Regions from separate parts of the Homo sapiens genome. Here regions 1 and 2 are each linked to region 3. Evidence: chromatin contacts called from ENCODE Hi-C or POLR2A ChIA-PET data. All regions are on one chromosome and are shown on one strand. Each heading gives the region's core, a stretch centred on a gene start or an enhancer-like site at or near the end of the contact. The rest is flanking DNA. Distances are from core to core; before and after follow the strand shown.

Evidence for each region. Hi-C counts contacts between places; a loop is a spot of excess contacts on that map. ChIA-PET counts read pairs that join two places held with the same protein, here RNA polymerase II (POLR2A). Pooled maps may share reads with other maps.
Region 1: a loop to region 3 is called in a pooled map, with 2.6 times the contacts of the local background. The contact joins two enhancer-like sites. A Hi-C loop is called at or near these places in 2 of 50 pooled maps. POLR2A ChIA-PET finds 5 or more read pairs at or near these places in 5 of 52 experiments (CD4-positive, alpha-beta T cell, GM12878, PC-9 and 1 more).
Region 2: a pooled map shows a loop between it and region 3 (1.8-fold over the local background). The contact joins two enhancer-like sites. A Hi-C loop is called at or near these places in 1 of 50 pooled maps. POLR2A ChIA-PET finds 5 or more read pairs at or near these places in 4 of 52 experiments (MCF 10A, WTC11, activated B cell and 1 more).

What each region holds. Positions count from the first base shown.
Region 1 is chr10:22,630,615-22,633,325 of GRCh38, reverse strand. The region is part of intron 1 of PIP4K2A (phosphatidylinositol-5-phosphate 4-kinase type 2 alpha); the gene reads left to right. Among named protein-coding and RNA genes, the nearest start is that of PIP4K2A, 83 kb to the left of the region's middle. Within about 2 kb of position 1,410, at least 6 of the 41 ENCODE cell types and tissues checked have a DNase peak (open chromatin) inside an H3K27ac peak, as active enhancers do.
Region 2 is chr10:22,665,162-22,667,868 of GRCh38, reverse strand. All of the region lies in intron 1 of PIP4K2A (phosphatidylinositol-5-phosphate 4-kinase type 2 alpha), which reads left to right. Among named protein-coding and RNA genes, the nearest start is that of PIP4K2A, 48 kb to the left of the region's middle. Within about 2 kb of position 1,253, at least 5 of the 41 ENCODE cell types and tissues checked have a DNase peak (open chromatin) inside an H3K27ac peak, as active enhancers do.
Region 3 is chr10:22,741,625-22,744,324 of GRCh38, reverse strand. No RefSeq gene overlaps it. Among named protein-coding and RNA genes, the nearest start is that of PIP4K2A, 28 kb to the right of the region's middle. Within about 2 kb of position 1,429, at least 2 of the 41 ENCODE cell types and tissues checked have a DNase peak (open chromatin) inside an H3K27ac peak, as active enhancers do.

The DNA of each region.
Region 1 (2,711 bases), core at 161-2,660, 110 kb after region 3:
TTTCCCTCCGGCTACTTTAAGTAGTTGAGCAGGTTTTTCTTTTTCTTTTAAAAAATTATGTCCCTTTCATTTATTTATGTGTTTATAAAACAAGAGGCAGTTGAGAGCCATGGCCAAGAGCCCAGGTTCTGGAGCTGTGTTGCCCAGATCTGAATCCCCTGCGCCATGCAAAGGTCTCTGTGACCTTGAGCCATCACTTAACTCAGCCTCTGCTTTCCTACTGTAAAGAGGGGGGCTGTGTAATAGTTGTGCCCATTTCACAGGGTTAAGGTGGTTACATGGGAGGCTATTGGGGTGGTTAGCAGATACCCGATGTATACTAAGCCTTAAATAAAAGTTAGCCTTAGTGATGTATTGTTATGGGCCATTTTTTGAAATGATGAATGTTGAGGATGAAAAGGGGCCATACAAATAGAAAACCAAAGAATATAAAACAAAATATGAAACTCAACCGCTTCCTACAAGTAAGATATTTTTTTCTTTTGATTGGAAATTATCCATCAAATTTGATAATGTAAGAGAGTCAAGAATATATTATGTCCTATTTCCCCCTACCTTTTTTCCCCATAATTTTTATTTCAAAATAAGCTCTAGAGATTCTTAGCTGGTTCAGCAGGTCATGGAGTAAAATTAAAAAATAACAATGAAGGGGCACTGAGCTAGGTGCCAGGGATATGAGTGTGCCTGGTGGCCTACACCGGAGGTCATGCTTCTTGCACATGGAATAGAGCAGATGACATTGCTTATCCCAGTGGGGTGTGAGAGAAATACTCCAATTAATTGTATGTAAGGTGCATTTTGTGGCATAAAAATGACAAATCCAGCTAACACCAACTTGTCAACTTTAGTAAGGATGGTGCAGATTATTAGGGAGAAAAACAATGTTGTACATACTATACTAAAAATACCATTTTAATGTTTGTTTTTATTTTCATTTTGAAACAATTTCAGACATAAAAATGTAGCAAAAATAATACAAAGAACTCCCATATGGCCTTCACCCAGATGCTAACATCTTATATAACAAATAGTACAGTTATGAATATGAGGAAACTAACACTGATACAAGATGACTGCGTAATAATAGAAAGCTCTTATTTACATTTCCGCACTCATTCCACTTTTGTTTTCTTTCTTGTCCAGGATCACCTGATGCATTTGGTTGTCATGTCTCTTAGTCTCCTTTAATCTGGACTATTTCCTGTCTTTGTCTATCATGACCTTTACACTTTTCATGAAGACTGGTTATTTTGTAGAATGGCTCTCACCGAGAGCTTGCTTCCTAATGATTACATTCATTATGCAGTTTTCACGAGAATACCAGAGCGTTAGTGTTGTGTCCATCTCAGCGCACGTATCAGAAGGCGCGTGATGTCCACTGATCTCATCACTGAAGCTGTTGACTCTGGTCAGTTGGTTACGGTGATGTCAGTGTCAGCTCTCTCCACTGTTAAGTCACTGTTGTTTCCCTTTGTTCTTAAGTATGTTGTGGGAGATACTTAGAGATTGTGTAAATATCCTGTTTCTCAGCATACTTTTGCTCAAAAAAATTGAACATTTATTGCTGATTCTTAATGTGTAACAGTTATTACTGTGGTATTTGCAAATTGCTGATTTTTTAATTTTCATTATTCCTTCTACATAGTTGAAATTGTACTGTAAGGAAGAGTTTCCTCTTCTTCCATAGAACGTGAAATCATAGATTCTTATTCTATGGCTACTGTATTAGTCTGCTTAGACCCACCACCAAAATGCCATCAGTTGGACGGCTTAAATAACAGATACTTATTATCTCCCAGTTCTGGAAGCTGGAAAGTTCAAGATCAGGGTTCTGACAGGGTTCGGTTTCTGGTGAGGGGTCTCTTTCTGGCCTGCAGATGACCACCTTCTGCCCCTGTCCTCACATGGTGGGCCTGGGCTGGGGATGGGGGCATTGAGCTCTTTGGTGTCTGTACTTAAAAGGACATTAATTCCATCAGATCAGGGCCCACCCTGATGAACTCATTTAGCCTTAAATACCTCCTAAGGGCCCCATCTCCAAACAAAGTCACACTCGAGGTTAGGGTTGCATTGTAGGAATTTGGGGGAGACAAAAACATTGAGCCCATGACAGTTACAGTCTGTTATTATCACTATTTACAAAAAGGTTATTAAAAAATATTTGGAAGAGGGATTATTGCTAAAGCAAAGAAACTCTGTATTGACCATCAATACAAAGTAAAACTGAACGTCGTATCCTGTGGTGTGTTAGTATACCGTGTGTGGCCTGTTGTGCTGCTTTCTGGGCAGGGTGCATGACTTGGCTCCTGATCGCGAGAAGCTGTCATTTTAGTTCCTACCTACTCTCTTGTCCCTGTTGCCATGTTCCTGTCCATTAGTATTTAGTCTTGTAAGAAGAATAAGAGAATTGATGTGTCAAACCTTGCCTGAGTCTGCTGGCTTAATTGGGTGGATGATGATGGAAGGTGAGAGGACCCAGAACCCAAGTATGTTGTAGTAATTGATAGATGGTGAGTCATCCCTGCAATTTGCATATCCTGTCCCAGCTTTAGAGGACTGTTGGGGATTTTGAAACCAAAACTTAACAGAATATGAATTCTGCTGTTGCTCAAGTTTTTGAGTTTGTTACCCTTTGTGGCTCATTCTGAAGTTTTGCTGATAATCATATATTTGCTAATGTCTAAAAACAGAACGGTTGGGTCACTGCTGTA
Region 2 (2,707 bases), core at 4-2,503, 76 kb after region 3:
ACAGAAGTTCACTGAAAACTTCAGGATTTTCTGTGGCTAAGAGTCCTTTCAATCATGAAAGTATTATTTACTTCTAAAACTTTTTGGAGGACTTTTAAAATTGTTACAAAGTTTTTTTCAAAATCCTCTTTTTACAAGTATTAGTTTCTGGGAAAAGCTGGAAGACATCTATTTTCTAGTTAAAAAATAAAGGCAAAGGATTCATTTTCTAAGAGAATTTTAATTTTATAACCTCCCAGATTAATGTCTTGGTGTATAAATGTGTATCTCATGGAATGTGACATGAGAAGCACGTCATTTGTTAGGTGCTAAATTTGTTTTTACGATTATCGATTTTATAAGTGATCTTCAGTTTGTTGAAGAATGAGTAAAACCACATAGATATTACTTTCCCACTTTAATCTTTTGGATGAAAGCAACACATTCAAAGCCAAAGGACTTAGAGTGAAATCTTAAGGTGTTTGCTACCATAATTCTAATTTGGTATTCATAAAAAATTATGTAATATTTCAAGACTTAACGTGCTCTGTTTGAATACACACATCAAAACTCTGTGGTTGCTTTCTTTTTTCCACTTGAGAAACTAAATTAATTTAAAGCTAGTTTGTGGAATATAATTGAACACTAGTTATTTTAATTTCCTTGCTACTTGATCAAGATCTTGCTCTTTTAAGCATCATGTGAAACCGTTAGTACCCACTTTCACCTGGCAAAATAAGGCATTTTACATGATCAGGGCAAATATTTTTCTGACTCTGATGAAGGACTTCTGTGCCAGTCAACACATTATTATTTTTACAAAGTTATAGTCTGTGAGTTGGAAATGTGGGTATTTTTTTCTTTCCATGTTATTTGCTATAGTTATTAATATTAATTGGAAAGTGATTGTTATTAAGCAGGTAGTGAATAGATTCACCTGCCCTTTTTACATGTGCCTCATAGAATGGCATCGGCCAATGATTAACTTTCTTGCAGAGATGTGGATGTTGGTTGTTCTGATGCTATATTGGTATATTATTCCTATCGGTATAGGACTATTAAAAACTTTCTACAAATGTAATGGGAAAATGTACGTTCGGGGAGCAAAGGGGTAGTAGGGCTTATCAAATGCAAGTGACTACTGGGAGAGTGCTGTTTCAGATGAAGCCTGCAGAAAGAAAAAAAGAAATGTAGGTGCCGGAAACAGTGCAGGGAGAACTTAAGAAGAACCGCAGTTGGGGTTTGTGCAGGCTGAAGAAAGCATTTGATGATAAGCCAGCTGCAGGATGTTGACACAGGGGCTGTGTTAGCCTGGGTGTTTGGAATTGCCTTCTGAGTAGAATTTTAGAGCTGTTCCTTGGTTCTACTTAAGTATTTGATAATATCTTTTGGGATCGATAATTTTTCAAAACAGGCTTCCTAAATTAATGCCTTCCTGCTGCATAAAAAGCTGTTCCTTTTCTTTGGTAGATTGGGAAAAGAGCATTGAAAGGTCATGGTTTCTCCCGTGACTTTTATATGAGGGTACGTTTTTCTCCCCCTGGAGTTTAGATGGCCATCATAAAAACTGGTTGATAATCAGTAAGTTATACAATATACTTTAAAGGCATTGTAGCTCTCAACATTTCTCAGATATTTATTTTGAAATTCATGGTGGAAGAATTTGTGTAATGTATTCTTTTCTGTGTTTCCCTATGTAATATTGGTAAAAGCATTATTGGGAAACAAGGAGAGTAATGAAAGTAGCATCAAAACTTATTGGAGTTAGGGGAAAATAATTAAAATGTGTTGTATTAGATTTTTTCCTAAAGATAGGTGGCAAGGCAACCTTTCCTTGGTCAAGTTTATTAGAAACCTATTTCAGACATTGTAGAGAATGTTGTATGTTTATATAGCATTCCTGGAAAGCCATCTGAAAATAGTAATCAAAATTAATATATATGGCCTTTGATCTCACAGTCCCACTTCTGATAATCTATCCCATAGAACTAAAAGTACTGATTAGTAAAACTGTGTGTGTGTATATATATGTATATATATGTATGTGTCTGTGTGTGTATGTATATATATGTGTATGTCTATATATATAAATATATTTATAGCATCATAGTATATTGCATCTAAACATTGGAAACAGGCCAGGTGCAGTGGTCTCACATCTGTAATCCCAGCACTTTGGGAGGCCAAGGTGGGAGGATTGCTTGAGCCCAAGAGTTTGAGACCAGTGTGGGCAACATAGTGAGACACCATTACTTTTTTCTTAAAAAAAAAAAAAAAAAAAAAAGCCAGGTGTGGTGGTGCACCTCTGTAGTTTCAACTACTTGGGAGGCTGAGGCAGGAGGATCTCTTGAGCCCAGGAGGTTGAGGCTGCAATGAGCCATGATAGTGCCACTGTACTCCAGCACGGGTGACAGAGTGAGACCCTGTCTCAAAAGATACAATGGAAACAAAGTGAATGACCTTCAGTAGTGGAACAGCTAAATAAATTATAGTGCGTTCACTCTCTGAAGTAATATAATTAAAAGTGAGCTAGACCAGTTGTGTAGGAGGGATCTGTATGATGTAGTTTAGGAAAAGGCACATTCAGAGAAATATATGTAATAGGATTTCATATTTTTAAAACGCAAAGCATTTCTCTTGTTGCTTTTGTCATCACACATACCAACCAAGCTGCGCACCTTGGCTTGTTAAGGCTTGAAAGTCACAGGTTGGTTAGAGGGAAAAAAGT
Region 3 (2,700 bases), core at 180-2,679:
AAAAGATCATGAAAAAGATTCTCCTGATGGCAAGAGTCACAGAGTCACCTTGTAAAAGGACGGAAAGAGTCAGGACAAGTTTCACAATCAATCTACCACATTATCTTTCAGATATTGGCTCAGGATAAGATACCTCAGAGAAGCCTCTCACAAGCTACTTGCCTAGACTACATTGCCCCATTATGCCCATTATGGACTCACTCTGTGAACCACTTCTTCATGGCCCTTGGTGCAGTTGGAATGTCATGTGTGTTTCTGTGATTATTTGCTTAAGCTCAAATCCTCCCTTCCATACACCTCTTCCCCCAAGACTTAGAGGTCAACTAAAGGCCAATGTCCCCTTTTCCAGCACCTGGCACAGAGTAAGTAGTAATCCACGAATATTTGTTAAAGAATGATTTCACTTCCCATTGTGTTATTTTGAGAATATACTTTCTGTTCCCTGATACAATGCTTTAATTAAGAAAGTAAAAAAAGAAGACCTTTTGCTTTTTGGGATGAGGCAGCGAGAGGATATTGAGTCCTGTGCACAGCAGAAACCCCAAGGGATAAAGTGATGATCATTGCCTCTTTGGGACCTGTGGCAAGGAAAAAACTGCATGGGTTGGCCACTGGGGGCTGGAAAGTAGCTTTAGGACTTAAAATACAGAGACTCGTGTGGGGTCTTCTCAGGAATTGAGACCCATGAAAGCAAAATTAAAAAAAAAATCATCAGGTTATTAGAAAAAAATAATGCGTTTCATTGTAGATTTGTTGAGTTTGAGGAACATTCATGAATCTAACACTTGGAAAAGAGCTGGAGATTTGACAAGGAGGTCTTAGTTCTCACATTGCTATAAAGAAATACCTGAGACTGGGTAATGTATAAAAAAAAGAGACTTAATTAGTTCACAGTTCCTCAGGCTGTATAGGAAGCATGGTGGCATCTGCTTGGCTTCTGGGGAGGCTTCAGGAAACTTCCAATCATGGGAGAAGGCAAAGGGGTAGTTGGCATGTCTTGTGGCTGGAGCAGGAGAAAGCTGGGTGGTGGGAGCTGCTACACACTACACAACTAGATGTCATGAGAACTCACTGACTATACAGTACCAAGGGGGGATAGTGCCAAACCATTCATGAGAACTCTGACCCCATGATCCAATCACTTTTCACCAGGTCCTACTTCCAACATTAGGGATTACAATTCAACATGAGATTTGGGTGGGGACACAGATCTAAACCCTATGAAACATGTAGAGTTGGGAGTTCACCGAGTATATGCTTAAGAGCAATCTCAACCATAGAAGTAGATGAGAGTGGGCAGAGTAAGAAGAGAAGGCTAAAGATGGAAGCTGAAAGAGAATCACATTTAAGAGGCAAGAGGAACAAGTAGGGCAAGGGGCAGTGAGGACTACCCAGAGGAATGAAAGCAGAAGTAAGAAAGAGCCAGTCTTAGAATTAGAGGAGGGAAGAGTTTCAAGAAGGAGGAAGTAACCCCCAACACCAAACATAGCTAACAGGTCAAAAGATAAGACACAAGAAACACTCAATTCAAAATGACATATGCTGTGAGTGTTATGAATTACTTTTCCTCAAAGGATTATTTGTAATGATGTGTGTATGTCTTAAAATTCTTAAAGTTAATATGGCATAAGTTTCAGGAAGGCAATTTATAAGGCTAAAAATCCAGACACAGTGTCCATTTTGTATTTGAATTTCTACTTTGAATGATTTTTAAGCCCCATTCAGATTCTTGTCCTCTTCCCACAATGCTATTTGGCCTCTCATTTCTATGCATATGTGGAATTGGTTATTTTGGTAATTTTTATTGCCACTCATATCAGTAAAGAATACCAGTATAGGTTAAGTCTAATTTATTCCCGTATTCTACTTAACTAAAATGAAACGTTAACCCCAATTTTTTTAAAGGCTAGAATAGCTAATTAAGCAAATGGGACATGCAAGATCCCTATTACCAACTGAAAATGTTGCTGCCAAACCTGGAACAAATTCATTCATTTGCTAAATAAATGTTGATTATTGAGCTGATCAACTAAAACATGTTTAGAATTACCTCTGGCTTCTGTCTTTCAGAGAATTATACATAAAAGCATTCAAAAGGGAGGAAAAATTAAGCAAGAAAATACTCTATGTACCAAATGTTAAGGATGCCTTTCTCTTCCTCTGTAGTTTTTTTTTTTTTTTTTGGTTTTGTTTTGTTTTGTTTTGTTTTGAGATGGAGTCTTGCTCTGTTGCCCAGGCTGGAGTGCAGTGGCACAATCCCGGCTCACTGTAACCTCCACCTCCTGGGCTCAAGAGATTGTCCAGCCTCAGCCTCCCAAGTAGCTGAGATTACAGGCGTGTGCCACCATGCCTAGCTAATTTTTTTGTATTTTTAGTAGAGATGGGGTTTCACCATGTTGGTCAGGCTGGTCTCAACCTCCTGACCTCAAATGATCCACCAACCTCAGCCTCCCAAAGTGCTGGAATTACAGGCATGAGTCACCGCACCCGACCCCTTTGTAGTTTTCTAATGTTGAGCTAATCATGAGCACAATTGTTTGCCAGTTTCTCTCTTCTTAGTCTTTTAAACAACTATTTTATTAAAAGGATTTCAGATCCGTCATTTCATTTTATTATATTTTTAATTAGAAATGAACTGTAACAAAATAGGAAATGCAGTGAACTAGTCTGACTTCTGCCTATAACCAGGTAGATATAGGT